Linked DNA regions of Mus musculus: region 2 is linked to region 1. A link is a loop called in an ENCODE intact Hi-C map of the cell type or tissue named here. Cell type or tissue: left cerebral cortex. All regions are shown on one strand.

Evidence for each region. Hi-C counts contacts between places; a loop is a spot of excess contacts. Peaks named below come from ENCODE experiments on the same cell type or tissue, not always from the same donor. Only the 100,000 strongest peaks of a DNase experiment are listed, where the experiment ranks them.
Region 2: a loop joins it to region 1, with 2.3 times the contacts of the local background. A loop is called at or near these places in 2 of 42 quality-filtered maps.

The regions. Positions count from the first base shown.
Region 1 is chr12:3,568,825-3,576,824 of GRCm38, forward strand. Dtnb (dystrobrevin, beta) reads left to right here and starts at 3,567. Exons shown (of 18, transcript NM_001162465.2): 1 at 3,567-3,823. In left cerebral cortex, CTCF peaks have their summits at 3,460 and 6,054; DNase peaks (open chromatin) are centred at 30, 2,337, 3,357, 3,708 and 5 more places; H3K4me3 peaks cover 2,661 bases; H3K27ac peaks cover 3,754 bases.
Region 2 is chr12:3,493,452-3,501,451 of GRCm38, forward strand. It overlaps Asxl2 (additional sex combs like 2, transcriptional regulator), which reads left to right. Exons shown (of 13, transcript NM_001270988.1): 11 at 283-388; 12 at 2,774-3,485; 13 at 6,528-8,000. Among named protein-coding and RNA genes, the nearest start is that of Asxl2, 71 kb to the left of the region's middle. In left cerebral cortex, no CTCF peak of the experiment used is centred here; no DNase peak of the experiment used is centred here; H3K27ac peaks cover 60 bases.

The sequences.
Region 1 (8,000 bases):
CCGAGCCAAAGCTGGCTGGCAGGTGTCTGCCTCCCACACAGCTCTCTCACATCCTCTGCAGCTTCTTTCTGTCACTCTCAGCTAGCTCACTCCTACCCAACCTGGAGTCACATGACCTCAGAGACTTTGCTGTGCACTTCTCCCCCAGATCTCTTACGACCTTGACAATCAAGAATTGGGTGTACAGGATGTAAACCAAGCTGTTGCTAGCATTGTTTTTCTTTTTCTTCTAGAGATAGAGTTTCACTGTATAACCCAACCTGACCTGGAACTTATTATACAGCCTAGGTTGGCTTTGAACTCATGGTAGCTCTCCTCCTTAAGCCACTGAAGGGCTGAAATGACAGACGTGAGCCACCATGCCAGGCTTCTGGCATAGATATTTAAATTATACTACATTTGAAAAAGTATACCTCCAGTTAAAACAATTTTGAAAATATAAACAAATACAAAGAAAATTTAAAACACACAATCTTATTACCCAGAGATAACCTCTGCTAATATTTTGGTTTATGTTTGTCCAGTCTTTTACTCAGAATCACAAAACCCACATGCTCCATTGTGAACAATAACCCCAGTGATCATCACGTTAGCTTGTGAGGTGGCTTGCATTTGCAACCCCCACACTGGGGAGGCAGGAGTTCAAGGCTTAATAGAGAGATACCATCTTACAACAAAGCAAGCAAACGACAACAACAACAACAACAACAACAACAAAGTGATCCTCACAAAATTTGCAATATACCAGCATTTGGGAGGCAGAGGCAGGTGGATCTCTACAAGTTCAAGGCCAGCCTGGTCTACAGACTGAGTTCCAGGCCAGCCAGAGCTACACAGAGAAACTCTGACTCAAAAAAGAAAATTGCCGGGGCTGGAGAGATGGCTCAGCGGTTAAGAGCACTGATTACTCTTCCAAAGGTCCTGAGTTCAATTCCCAGCAACCACATGGTGGCTCACAACCATCTGTAATGGGGTCTGATGCCCTCTTCTGGTGTGTCTGAAGATAGCTACAGTGTACTCATATACATAAAATAAATAAATCTTTAAAAAAAAAAAAGAAAATTGCCATTTTACAAGACACAAAACAGTCTTTCAAGATGATTATAACTGGGGCCTGTAGAAGACAGCTGTCAGTGAAGCATGGGGGCTGAGTCTGAGCTCCAGTGCATAAATACAGAGCTGAGTGTGAGGAGCACATGTGTTTCATGTGAGGAGTACTTGTGTTTCATTTGGGGAACACTTGTCATTTCAGTGCTGCAGAGTCAGACAGAGATGGGTGGATCCTGGGGGTTGCTGTTGGGCTAGCCTAGCATACTCAAGAAGCCCCAGGCCAGTGAGGGAACTTGTCTTAAAAAAGCAACCAAGATGGATAGCTCCTGACATTGTCCTCTGGCTTCCACACACATGCCCACATATGTGCATAAGATACAGCACACACATATGTAGCTAACTATACACAGATCTGCACATATATCACAAAAATTATTTTAATTGTATATGTTTATGGGGTACCATAGGATAATCTGACATGTGAATATACAGTAGGTGGTGAACAATCAGGGTGGCTAATATTTATATCTTCTTAAAACATTTTCAAAATCTTTAATTAATGGAATAACTGTACATATTTATAAATGACCATGCATATTTCAATACATGTATGCAATATATGATGACAAGGTATGGTGTGCTGGCTATTTTTTTAAATTTTTTTTGTCAACTAGATACAAATTACAATCATTTGGGAAGAAACATTACTCAATTGAGTAATGTTTCCTTCAGATTGACATGCAGGAAGTCCGTAGGAAAAAAAAGTGTTTTGTTTTTCATTAATGATTGATGTAGGAGGGTTGAGCCTACTGTGGGTTGTGATGTCCTTGGGCAGATGGTCCTGAGTCACAGAAGAAATCTGACTGAGCTGGCTATGGAGTAAGCACGGTTCCTCCAGGGTCTCTGCTTCAGCTCCTGCCTCCAGGTTCTGAATGCTCCAGGTGTCTGAGGCACCGTGCTGGTTCCTGTAGCTTCAGTTTCATACTCTACCTCTTTGCAACAGAGTCAAGGTTTTTACCCATCAATGCCTTCCCCATAGTAGGAGCTCAACACATGGTAAGAAACTAAAGGTCTCTTGACATAGTCTGAGGATCCTTACATGGTTACAGCAGCCACCACCTAGCAACCAGTGAGACTCTTCCAAACATGCAAAACAGTCACACAATTCATGTGTGAAAAGTAATGTATCCCCTCTCACACAAAAAACCTCACTTACTCTAAGTTATCAGCACAGCACTGCCTTCACCATGGGAATTTAAAAATAGATTGTGAGAAGAGGAGGAAAAGGGTGTCCTAGAGGCAGGCTGCCAGTCTGATTGAAGCAGGTGGCATGATCTGCCTTTCCATAAGGTGCCAGAAGGCTTCAAAAAGCATCCCTAAAGCACACAGGCCTACTGCTGCTTTCCTTAACATGTGCACATCCACACGCACCAAAAGTCTAATGGATCATGCCGCTGTCTTAAAGTTGAGGGAAAACATTTATCTTTTGAGCCATTAAAAGAAGACTTTGATGTCCCTAGAGAGTTTGGAAAAGCTTCTATAAAAAATGGCAATATGAGGGGCTGGAGAGATAGCTAAGTAGTTAAGAGCACTTGCTATGTTATCAGAGGACCTGGGTTTGATTCCCCAGCATCCAGGTGTCATTTCACACTCTTCTGGCCTCGGGGTGGCACTCACAGGGTGCACACACATTGCAGCCCAAACACTCATACACATAAAATAAAGTCCTTTAAAAAAATGATATGAAGCGGGGGGGGGGGGGGGGGGTAGTGGCGCACGCCTTTAATCCCAGCACTAGGGAGGCAGAGTCAGGCGGATTTCTGAGTTCGAGGCCAGCCTGGTCTACAAAGTGAGTTCCAGGACAGTCAGGGCTACACAGAGAAACCCTGTCTCGAAAAACCAAAACCAAAAAAAAAAAAAAAAGAGTTGGTAATGAATAAATAAATAAATAGATGCTAGATAAATAAATGAAGCTTTGTCGCCCCTGCTCCGTTGCTCAAGCTGTTTAATGTCTAAATAGTCCCACTTTTAGGAACTACTGAACAACTAAGCGGAAAGTAATGTCTCTCCTTCATCCTCTCACCGCATCCGGCTGTGGCTTGGCTTTGCGCAGGGGACCAGACTCGGTCCTTCGCAAGGCTGCTCTTCTCCCTAAGTTATGCATTCTTGGGGACCAGGGGCCGTGACCCGGATCGTGTCCATCGGGCACCAGGCGCGGAGTCAGGGCTCAGCGAGCCTGCTGAGGCAATGTGGAAAGTCACTCGGGGGAGGACCCGCGCTCGAGGCAATGATTCACCGGGTGTTTCTTCGCATTCCTTAAGGTGCAGTCACGTCGGCGCAGCACGCAGCCGCCCGGCAGCTACCTGTGGAGTGGAAGGGCAAGTCCACCTCCACCTCCGCGGCCGGCGCACAGCAGAGGCCCGGAGGGGGCGCGCGAACCCGCGGGAGGGCACTCGGCCGCCTCCCCGCCCCCTCTCGCGGCGGAAGCCCCGCCCCTCCGCGCGCCCGCCCTCCGCGCGCACCCGCCCTCGCCCTCGCGCCCTCGCGCCCTCGCGCCGGGGGCGGGCTCGCTGCGCGTGCCGGGCGGGGAAGCGGCGCGAGCCGGCGCCGTTCCGTTCGCCGCGGGGGCGGCTCCGGGGCCTGAGTGGGCGCCGCCGCCTCAGTCGCTGCTTGCTGCTTCAGCCGCCTCAGCCGAGGGGGCCGGGTTGGAGGAGGCTGCGGCCGCCGGAGAGCCACGCGACGGCCCCTCAGCTCCGGCCGGGAAGCGAGCCAGGTGGGGAGTCCGCCGGGGCTGGAGGAGCGAGAAGGAGGGCTGCGGGGTGGCGGAGTGCGCGGCCCTGGAGCGGCGACCCTTGGGAGACAGCACGCCGGGCCGGGGAGGGCTCTCCGGTCACCCGCGCGCGCGGGGGCCCGCGGAGCGCAGAGCCGGGCTGCGCGCGCTGCTGATGCATCCTGAGCCCGGCTGGCGGGGAGGAGGCTCCGCGTTAGGTGCTGAAGGGGGCGAAGGCGGCAGGTCCTGGCAGAGGGCAGGTGAGGTAGGCAGGCCCTGGCAGAGGGAAGGGAATTCATTCCAGATCACCTCTCAGTGTCCCCCGAGGCTCCCGGTAGACGAACCTGTCCACCCAGGTCACCCCTGTTGGGCACAGTGTCCGGAGAAGAGGGAGGATGCAGCTGACGAATGCTTGCTGTTAAATTTCTGTGCCAGGCCTTAGGGAATCAGGGAGACCTTCCAGCATTCTCTGCAAGCGTTTATTGATTAGCTACGGAGCAGGAGAGAACCGCGGTCAGCGCCTGGGTCACGACTTTATCACTCTCAGCCATCTTTTGCTGTTGAAGTGCTGACAGTTCGGCTGTGAAAGTATGCACACAAAATGTAAAGTGCTCTATTTCATGTTTCCTGTTCTGTTCACTTCAGGTCCCTTTAGGATTTTCCCAGCCCTGGGAAACTGGAGCCGTAAGTTGCTTGGTTTGTGGAGAAAGTAAGATAGTTGAGGAAAGCTGGTGGGAACTATTGAGAAGAGATTTGAAGGATCTTACTGACATTTAAAAGAGGGGTGGGGAGGGGGAGAAGAAATCTGGAAGAAGAATCTTGCCTTCCCAGCTAGAATTAAGCTCCGTGCCTGTTTTCTGTTCAGTCCTCCGGATGTGGCCTGGATCCCAGCAGCCCTACAGTGGATGCCCACTGCAGAATGGATGGAGGAAGCAGGGGCTTGAGTGTCAGTCTCTGTAGAGTTAGGGATGATCGCTGGACTTCCTTTGGTCCTCGGATTCTCTTTTTGCCTCTTCAGGTAACCCAGGCACTGGTAGGTTAAAACAGTGGCTTAGGTGGCAGACTCCGGTGGCCTGTGGCCACTCTTCTTCATCCACGTGGTTCTTGCATGTTGTGCACCAGGAGCTTAATCTCTGGGTGGTGCTCTGGTCTTTTCTCTCTTTGGCTTTTTTCTGGTCGTTTGAGGAGGATGGGAGGGTGCTTTTGCTTAGAGAACACTTTATAATTTCTGTCCTGCCTCTCGGATCTTGGTTCTGAAGGGAGAGAATGCTTCTTTCTGTCTCTTTAGTTCTGTAAGGGCTGGACTTCTGTCCTCCACCTTGCCTGGACTCTCCAGTCCCAGGCTGCTGCTTCCTTTCCCTCGCTTGCAGTGCCTGTTGGATTACTTTGCTTGCCAAAGTAAAACTTGACCTTTTATGTGTTCTCTGAGGATTTTTAGCAGACTTAAGTGGAGCTACCTCTGAAGGGGTTGTGCAGTCAAGGTGGTGCTGGCAGAGTCTTTATGTTCACTGAATTTTGCCCAGGAGACAGAATTTCTACTTAAAGTATTAGCGTGCAGAGGATTTCCGTTTATCATTTATTTCATGTCTTGGATGTTAACATAACTGACTCCTCATATAAAAAATGAGAGCAATATTAATCCAGACTTGTCATTGCATGTATAATAAGCCTTCATTTATTTTATTTTAATTACTCTGTACTTCAGAGTATAATCATTAAGTTTCGATTAGGTTTTGTTTTAGGGTGCCTTGTTTCAGGCACTTCTAACATTTTATTTAGATATTTAATTTACATTTATTTGAAAATAAACCCTCTGTCCCCGGTTTTTTTTTTTTTAAATAGGCTCTTGCTGAATAGCTCCAGCTGGCTTGGTACTCGATATACTGTAGCCCAGGTTGTAAGCTGGCTTTGAACTTATGGCTATCCTTCTATTAGTCCCTTCTGTGAACCACCATACCTGATTAAAACAAACCTTTTCTTTCGTCTTTTGTCTTTTTCCTTTTTTTTTTTTTTTTGATAGGGTCTCTCTGTGTCATTCTGACTAACTTTGAACTTGTCTATCCTCCTATCTATGTGCCCTGGAATTACAGGTGTGCACTACTGTGCTGTCTTGATGTGTAGTTTACATAGGATGAGATGGGTAGATTTTGCATGTTGAGCTGGGTGTTTATAAAATGGTACATATTGTGGGTGTGGCGGCGCATGTCTTTCCATCTCAGCCCCTGGGAGGCAGAAGCGAGTTCATTACTTCACAGTGCCACCACTGCCTGGCTCTGAATGGTTTTTAATGGAACCCAGAGAATGCTTTTAGATTTGTTACAAGAAGATATCTAGGGCAGTGGTGGCACAAGCCTTTAATCCCAGTACTAGGGAGGCAGAGGCAGGTGAATTTCTGTGTTCGAGGCCAGCCTGGTCTACAAAGTGAGTTCCAGGACAGCCAGAGCTACACGGAAAAACCCTCAAAAGACAAAAAAAAAAAAAGTTTATTTTCTCTGGCACTTCTTTTAATCTGAAAGAGAAAAGAATAAGAATTGGAGGGCTGGAGAGATGGCTCAGTGGTTAAGAGCACTGACTGCTCTTCTGAAGGCCGTGAGTTCAAATCACAGCAACCACATGGTAGCTTACAACCATCCATAATGACATCTGATGCCTTCTGGTGTGTCTGAAGACAGCTACAGTGTATTTACATAAAATAATAAATCTTTAAAAAAAAAAGAATAAGAATTGGAGGAAGGGTATTTGAGGATTTTCCTGAAATGAGCAAGGGAGTTAGGTTTGTTTTTGTTTTTAATTAAAGGTGTAATTGACTGTATTAGTCACGGAAGTCTGATTGATTTTTCAGGAGACTGTGTATTTGCACATGGCTTTCCAGAGTGCTTTGTGTGCCTGTGTCTCTGCTTGTGTGTGCTAGTGCATGTGGAGGCGAGAGGACAACCTGGGATGTTGTTCCTGGGGCACCACACACCTTGGTTTCTGAGCTAGCTTCTCTTACTGGCTTCAGGTTGGCAGATTTGGCTGGTCTGCCTGGCTTGAGAGCACTGAAGAACTACCTGTCTCTGCCTTCTCAGGGCTGAGAGTATAACAGTTTGTCACCAAGCCTGGGTTATTAATTTACTTATCTCTTTGCTTATGTATGTGTGGTGTGTATGTTTATATGTGGAAGCCAGAGACCGATGTGTGGTGTCTTCCTTGAGTTCTTCTCTGCCTTACTGCAAGCAGGTCTCTCACCTGAATCCAGAGTTTGCTGATTTAGCTAACCTGTAAGGGCCATTTCAAATATCCAAATCCCAATTCTCACACTGTATGACCACTGCTTTACCCTACTGCACTTTCTCCATCCAGCCCCAAGCATTTTTAAAAAACATGGTTCGTGAATTCAGATCTTGGTGTCCGCAAGGCAAGTGCTGAGCCAGCTTCCTAGCCCATACCTGAATGCTTTGATGTGACTGATGGCTCTTTTCACACTTACTGCGAGTGCTCAGATGCTCTGTCTCTCGCTCTGCTCTAGTCTGCGTGCTGTGGTAGTTACTCTGCCTCTGCTTGCAGACCATGTCCAGCTCTGTAGCACAGTGCTTTCCCAGGACAGGACAGACAGGAGGATTCTTGTTGTCCTCTCCCCCACATCTCATCGAGGGCATCACTGTTTTGGGAATTTCCTTACTTTTTCATTTATTCCTGCTTGCTTTGCAAAGGTGGAGAGGGAAGGCTTACAGCCACATCATTGACTACCTAAAGTAACTGCTTCATAATCTTAGGTCTTAATCTCCCCAGCTAGTTATAACACCCACAGTCCTGACTTGCTCCTAAGGCCTGTTTTGCACAGGCCTGATTTCTTCTAGGTTTTTTTGGTTTTTTTGTTTGTTTGTTTTATCTTTTGAGATGGGGAGGGTCTTGCTGTATTGCCAAGCTGACCTTGAACTCAGCATCCTTTTGTTTCAGCCTCCTGAGAGCTGGGATTCCAGGCAAAGCCACACCAGGCTGTTTTAAGATCTGTCACTTCTTCAAAAGTTGGGAGGTGACAGGCATGGGAAAAGGTGCTGTAGACAGGGTAAGGAGCAGATTAGACAGTTATGTTTTATTAATAAGTAACCCAACCGTTGACACTTCATCTGTGTATCTGATGACAGGACTTGCTGGCATGTGTTAGGTAGGGGATGGGAGCTGATGGTGGCAACACCTC
Region 2 (8,000 bases), 75 kb before region 1:
GAAGAAATCTGCATGATATATGTTGTCTGTAACTGGAAGAAGACACTTTGGGAAACCGCTGGAGCATAAGTACTGTGGCCCTTGCTGCATATTGAAAATTACAAGGTAGTTTGTGACAGTGTCTGTACTTCACCTACTGACTGGTATTTCCTTCTTTTTTCTGGCTTGCTTCTTTGGTAAGTTGTTGCTTTAACATAATATTCTGTTCTTCTAGGAATCATTCATGATAAGAATCTATGAATAATGCTTTTCTGTTGGTGCCATTTCGTTGATACGTTGCAGGTGAATTTACTCCTGAAATGCAGGTGAGAATTCGACAAGAGATTGAGAAGGAGAAGAAAGTAGAGCTGTGGAAGGAACAATTCTTTGAAAATTACTATGGTCAGAGGTAAGCTAAGGCAGACTCTGTATCCAGCTGTCAATGTCACATGTCATGTGACACCTCTATGTTTTTACCTTATTGGAAACTCTAGTGCCTACATACCTGTAATTTTTTATATCATGAATTCTTTTTCATTAATAATAGCCTTAGCTGGGCGTGGCGGCGCACTCCTTTAATCCCAGCACTCGGGAGGCAGAGGCAGGCAGATTTCTGAGTTTGAGGCCAGCCTGGTTTACAAAGTCAGTTCCAGGACAGCCACGATTACATACATAGGGAAACCCCATCTTGAAAAACCCATACAAAAGAGCCGCTTTTTGTTTTGTTTTTAAGGAATCATGAGTATACAGAATTGTTTCTCTCATAATCCTTGGTCCTTAACTTACATTGTACTTAAAGTGGGTTCCACTTACTTTAAAAAAAAAAAAAAAAAACACTTGAACTTCTTTCTTTGATCTTACATTAGAGTCCTTCCTTGGAAAATACTGGCTTCTTGTAATTTCATGAGATAGAATTATACTTGAGAGTTCTGTGCATTTTTATAGTGATTTTCCAAAATATCATTGATCTACACCAGTCAGGAATCCAAACAATCATGTGATGGTGGGCTATTATGCCAAGCCTGTAATTAAAATCCTTTCCTATGTGACTTGGAGATGAACATCACTGAATCAAGACACGCACTTTATTTTTAAAGGGCTGCACTCTTTTTATTTTTTTTAATGTATTTTGATCATTTCACCCTACTGTTCCTAACTCCTCTCAGATTCACTCCTCCCTCCCTCATAGTGTTCCCAGTTTTGTGTCATTTGTTTGTTTGTTTGTTTGTTTTGTTTGTTTGTTTATTTTATGTGTGTACACTGTAGCTGTCTTCAGACACTCCAGAAGAGAGCATCAGATTTTTGATACGGATGGTTGTGAGCCACCATGTGGTTGCTGGGATTTGAACTCGGGACCTTTGGGAGAGCAGTAGGTGCTCTTAACCGCTGAGCCATCTCACCAGCCCCAGGGCTGCAGTCTTAAACAACTTTTTTTTTTTTTAATTTTTTTGGACACACACACAAAAACAAAATCAAAATGAAATTCTACTGGGTAAATTTAATAGATAATAGATCTGTTTGGTTCGCATAGGATTACATATTCCAGCTCCTATTTGCTAGTCTCCTTACTACATAGTGGTAAATGCCAGTGAGAATACTTTATTGACCACAGAGAAAGTAAAGGCTTTTTCTTTTTAAAGCTCCAAGTGTAAGTGTTCATCTCCTTTAAAGTCACTTAAGTAAGATACCTACTAAAATTAAGATTCTCAAATGCTGATTTTTCTATAAATTTATTTAGAGAGAGATAAAATTGATGGTGAGTATAATCTTATAAATCACATTGCACGCCGGGCGTGGTGGCGCACGCCTTTGATCCCAGCACTCGGGAGGCAGAGGAAGGCGGATCTCTAAGTTCGAGGCCAGCCATGGCTAAACAGAGAAACCCTGTCTTGAAAAACAAAAAAAAATCACATTGCACATGCCTCAATGTGGAGTTGGTTCTCTCTAGCATATTAGTTCCTTGGTTCAAATCTAGGTGGACATCTCAGTGGCACTAAATAGACTCTTTTTTATTACTAATTCCTTTAAGCTGCTAGAGACAGCTTAATTGATTGTTGCTGGTTAAGTAACAATGTAAAACATTTAAAAAGAGTCACTGGTGACTCATAAAAATTAGCTTCACTTTTTCCAAGCCACACTGTGCAAGTCCCAGCTGACTTTCACCCTCAGATAGCTCAGCAGCACACAACCTCCGAACTTTAGAGTTAGTCTAAGTAGAATTTAAGCAGGCTCTCTACAAACTCAGTTCTAATTCTTAGCTTATGGAGAAAATTAATAACTATTTTTTCAGGTGCCCCCCCCCCAGTCTTGGGCCAACCTTCCTACAAACACTAGTGAACAAAACTGATGACAGTTCCAACCTAAGTCTCAGGGTAGAAGCATTTGACCTTTCTTTAGGTTCTTCTAGCTAGCCTGTGAATTTCTAGACATTATGACTCCTATAATAATAAGAGGAAAGAAGTAACAGTAACAATCACCACTATAGAACTTTTATTATGTACCAAATGTGTACTTCACATGAAGTTCACTTTATCAGTAGCAATATCGATGTTGTTAATTCCAGTGTTGAAGTAAAAGAACTAAGATGCAGAAGCCTACCTAGCCAGTCAGTATCTTGTCAACATTTGGTATCAGAGACAGGATTTGAATTTAATTACTTTGGCTCAAGAGTTCTACTCACTTAGAAAAATACTTGCTGTGTGTCAGGGGTTTCTAGTTATTGACATAGTCTACTTTTCTCGTGTTTTCAGTAACATGGGCTATTTCCCAACTAACAGCTCCTTCTGTTTTTTAGTTCTGGCCTAAGCCTTGAAGATTCACAGAAACTGACAGCTTCCTCAAGTGATCCCAAAGCAAAGAAAACCCCAGCTGAGCAACCAAAATCCATACTTCCTTCAGAGGCCTCTCCTGTCAGAATTGTCCCAGTAGTTCCTCAGTCCGAGTGTAAAGAAGAAGCAGTGCAGATACCATCACCATCCCAAAAGGAAGAAAATCAAGACGAGGCGAGGCCAGACTCCAAATCCCCAGAACCTGTTCTTGCATCAGCTAGCAATACAAATGAGCTTATCACCATGAAACCCATCAAGAGCCCTAAGGATGAGGGTCTCTTAGAGCAGAAGCCTGTTGCCTGTGCTGAACAAGAATCTGAGAAAGAAAATCATGTAACCACAACTTCTCGTAATAACAAAAGTGAGAACCAAGAAGCGTTAGCTATATCCCCAAGCAAATCTAAAAATGCTGGGTTACAAAAACCCATAATAAAGCCTGTTGCAGAAGCCAGTCCACTGAACCCTGATATGAAGATGCCACCAGCAACTGTTACTGATCAGATCCAAGAAAGTCTCAAGAGGAAATCTTCTCTTACTGATGAAGAGGCCACCAGTAGCTGGGAGAAAAGACCACGTATCACTGAGAATCGCCAGCACCAGCAGCCATTTCAGGTCTCCCCACAGCCTTTTCTTAATAGAGGGGACAGGGTCCAAGTGCGAAAAGTCCCACCTCTCAAGGTGAGAAAGTGCTTGTTGTACCTGCTAAGTTTCATAATTGGTGGTATTAACCTAGAACCAGTAGTGTACGTTTAATACACATAACTGTGGTGTTATGTAAATAAAATTAGTAATAATCAGGCTTTAGAACTGCTTTCCTATATTTATTTCTTGATATTTGAGTAAGGGATCTGAATAAACAACCCCAGCCCACTTAACTATTCACATCTTAGAGGCAAATTCTTGCTATGTAACTCAGGCTGGCATCAAAGTCTTAGTCTTTCTGTTGCTGGTTATTGAGTGTTGAAATTATTGACCAAAAACCTTTCTTTAGTGAATGTCAAATCAGAAACAAATTGTAGACCTAGGAACTGTATTAAAGTTTAGTTTACTATAGATTGGTCCCCACTGAAGACTTTCTCCACTCTGACCAGATTTATAAAATTTCTCCTTTCATAGATTTAGTCAGAAGCTGTTTTACTCTCTTATCTTACATTCTATCTAGCTTCCATAATTTATACCAGAACAAAATGTTTTAGCCAGTTTGTTTCTACATACCTATGACCACAGCTCTGGAAAAATAGCAAATGAAGAAATGAATTGCCAAAACCACTGAGGCCTCCTCTCAAAACAAAACATATAAAAGTAACAGAATCTAGCTGGGCTATGGTGGGACACAGCTTTAATCTCAGGAACCAGAGACTGGTTGGTTTTTTGTTGTTTGTTGTTTCTTTTGGTTGGGTTTTTTTTTTTTTTTTTTTTTTTTTAATTATTATTTGGGGGAGTGGTGTTGGTAGGTTGTTTTGGTTTTTTTTTGAGACAGGGTTTCTCGGTATAAGAACTCTGGCTGTCCTAGAACTTTATTTGTAGACCAGGTTGGCCTGGAATTTACAGAGATCTGCCTACCTCTCTGCCTATGCCTAAGCCTAAGCCTAAGCCTAAGCCTAAGCCTATGCCTATGCCTTTCAGAGTTGGGATTCCGGGCATGCCACACCACTGCCCAGCTCGTTTATATTCTTAAAAGCAAAATATTACATTTCATTACTGCTTCATGAAGACAGAAAGTAATTGAAACTTAAACATATAAAAACATCTAACTGCTTTGTCCTTTTTTAATTTCAATATGTTTATACTGGTGACTTTTAAGTCATCTTGTATTATCCTGGGTAGGGTGAAAACCCTCAAGTAGTATTTTTATGAGCCTGGCATGGTGATATAACTGAAATCCCTGCACTTGGGAGGGTCACAAGTTTGAGGACCACCTTGGTGTATATAAGCATGATCTTTGTTCACACATAAAAGAGAGAGGGAGTATGTTTGTGTGTTTCATGTGCATACATATATACACACTCCTAACATTCCCACTCGGGAGGCCAAGGCCAGCACATCTCTAAATTTGAGGCCAGCCTGCTCTACAAAAAGAATACCATTCCAGCCAAAGCTAAAACAGAAATCCTCTCTAAAAAGAACAAAACAACCGAAACCAAACAAACAAAAAAATACAAGCATTCTGTGGTGGGTGGCATAACAATAAAACTTACTAAGTGGTTATAGGATAAACAAACAGTTATTAGGTCCTTTTACTTTTTTGTTTTGTTTCTATCTTGTTTTTTTTTTTGTTTGTTTGTTTTTGGTTTATTTTTGTTTTGTTTTGTTTTTCAAGACAGGGTTTCTCTGTATAGCCCTGGATGTCCTGGGACTCACTCTGTAAACCAAGCTGGCCTCAAACTCAGAAATCCGCCTGCCTCTGCCTCCCAAGTGCTGGGATTAAAGGCGTGCACCACCACCACCAGACTTTTTGTTTTGTTTCTTAAGTCAGAGTTTCTCTGTGTAGCTTTGGTTGTCCTGGAACTCACTCTGTAGACCAGGCCAGCCTTGAACTAACACATAGGTTGGACCTCTGAATGGCCTTATACTTGGATATTTGGCTTGTATCATTATAAGGTTGTTTTTCTCCAAACAAATTTCCTGTGTTTTATTTAACAGTTTTATCTATTTTGTCTTATAGTCTCTTCTCTCTATTAACAAGAAGTAGCAGTTGCTACTTTCTTTCTTCTTCTTCTTCTTCTTTTTTTTTTTTTTTTTTTTTTTTTTTTTGGTTTTTGGTTTTTCGAGACTGGGTTTCTCTGTGTCCTGGAACTCACTCTGTAGACCAGGCTGGCCTTGAACTCAGAAATCTGCCTGCCTCTGCCTCCCAAGTGCTGGGATTAAAGGCATGGCCACCACGCCCGGCCAGTTGCTGCTTTTCTTATCCCCACAGCTTCTAACCATTATGTGCTGAGTAAATAATGCTACCTATGATTTTAGAACGGATTTCTCAGGTATAGGGAGTTGATTTCTTAATACTTTTTGAATTATGAAAAATAGCAATATTAAAATTTATAATTGAGGAATTTATAGAAAGATGACATGCTTTTCTTATAATTGATCACTTAATTTTTTTAATTAAATACTCTATAATATTAACGATTTTTTGCTTCTTTTGATTCCACCAAATACTGAAAGGCATCGTATCTGGATGCATATTCCTTAACTTAAGACAACAATCTGTTTTTTTTTTTTTAATGTTATAAAAATAAGTGATTTCAGAGTAGATGTAGTGGCACATGCTTTTGTCTTTAATAGAGGAGGCAGAGGGATCTGTGACTTAAAAGCCAGTCTGATCTACATTGTGAGTTCCAAGACAGCCAAAACTACATAATGAGACCCTGTCTCAAAAAAAGAAAAAAAAATTTTTTGAAATTTAGTAGGTTTTCACAATTTTTTCTTTAGTATAATACATATTTTTCTAGCCGTTCTGATCTGTAAGCTAGAGGCTGGAACCCAAAACCACATACATTTTTAAAATCGAGTATAGAATTCACCAGGGTTGAAAATGACTGGCAGACAATATATGCATGGACCTTGATATGGGTGGATAGATTAAGGTTGAACCTTAGACACAATGTGTGTTGTTAGTTGTAGAGCAGCCATATGTGCCATGGGTGCTTTGTGTTAGTTATCTGCTCTAGTCTTACAGCTGAAAATTGACCTCTGCCTTCCCCCATCCCTTACTTTTTTTAGATCCCTGTCTCCAGAATCTCCCCGATGCTGTTTTCTACATCACAGGTCTCTCCCAGGGCTCGTTTTCCAATCTCCATCACTAGTCCTTACAGAACAGGAGCCAGAACTCTGGCAGACATCAAAGCAAAAGCCCAGTTGGTCAAAGCACAAAAGGCAGCAGCCGCAGCAGCTGCTGCAGCTGCTGCAGCCGCCTCAGTTGGAGGGACCATTCCGGGACCTGGCCCTGGGGGTGGACAAAGTCCAAGAGAGGGTGGTGAAAGGAAAATTGCTGGAGGAGGAAGTGCAGGCTCAGACCCAGTCAGTACAAATGGAAAAGGTCCCACACTGGAACTGGCCGGAACTGGAAGCAGGGGAGGTACGAGAGAACTTTTACCCTGTGGTCCTCAACCTGAGACCAATATGCCAGGCCAAGCACAGCCTCCTGGTATCTCTGGAGCACAACTACAGCAAACCTCCTCAGTGCCTACGGGACTTGCCAGCAGTGGAGCATGCACAAGTGTCCCATTACCAGCCCACATAGAAATATCAAACAGTGAAAAACCAAACCTCCACAAGGCAACAGCCACAGCAGCCTCTCCTTGCCACTTGCAAGACCCTAGGAGTTGCAGACTTGAAAAAGCTCTGTCTCCAACAGGGCCTCCTCTGATCTCAGGAGCCTCAACTGTTTATTTTGTAGCTGATGGCACAGTTGAGCCCAAAGCAGGTTCTAATAAGAATGCACCAAAGCCTTCAGCCTTAGCAAAGACAACTGCTCCTGCTCCACTAGATATGACTTCCTCTCCTGTGACAACAGCCAGTTTAGAAAAACTCCCTGTACCCCAGATCAGTGGAACTGCAACATCTACTGGATCAGCTCCATCCTCAAGCACTTTGCCAGCAGCTTCTAGCCTTAAAACCCCAGGAACTTCTGCAAATATGAATGGACCCATTTCAAGAACAAGTTCTAGTATCCCTGCTAATAATCCTTTAGTTACTCAGCTGCTCCAGGGCAAAGATGTTCCCTTGGAGCAAATTCTGCCTAAGCCTCTCACCAAAATTGAAATGAAAACAGTTCCACTGACTACAAAAGAGGAAAAAGGCATAGGGATATTCCCTGGTATCAGTGTAATGGAAAGTAGCAGCAGAGAGGAAGTTAATGGCAGGCAGGCCCATCTGGCTATCCCGCAGTTGGGGAAACCCTTGCAAAGTAAACAGCTTTCCCAGGTTCCAAGGCCAGTTTTCACTGCTAAGGACCGGAAGGACCCCTGCATTGACACTCACCAGTACCGAGAAGGTCTAAGTAAAACAACGCAAGATCAGCTCTTTCAGACTCTTATCCAGAGGGCTCAGAGACAGAGTGTTCTTTCATTTGTACCGCCCTCTCAGTTCAACTTTGCTCACTCAGGTTTCCACTTGGAAGACATCTCCACAAGTCAGAAGTTCATGCTGGGTTTTGCTGGCAGAAGGACATCCAAGCCTGCAATGGCAGGTCAC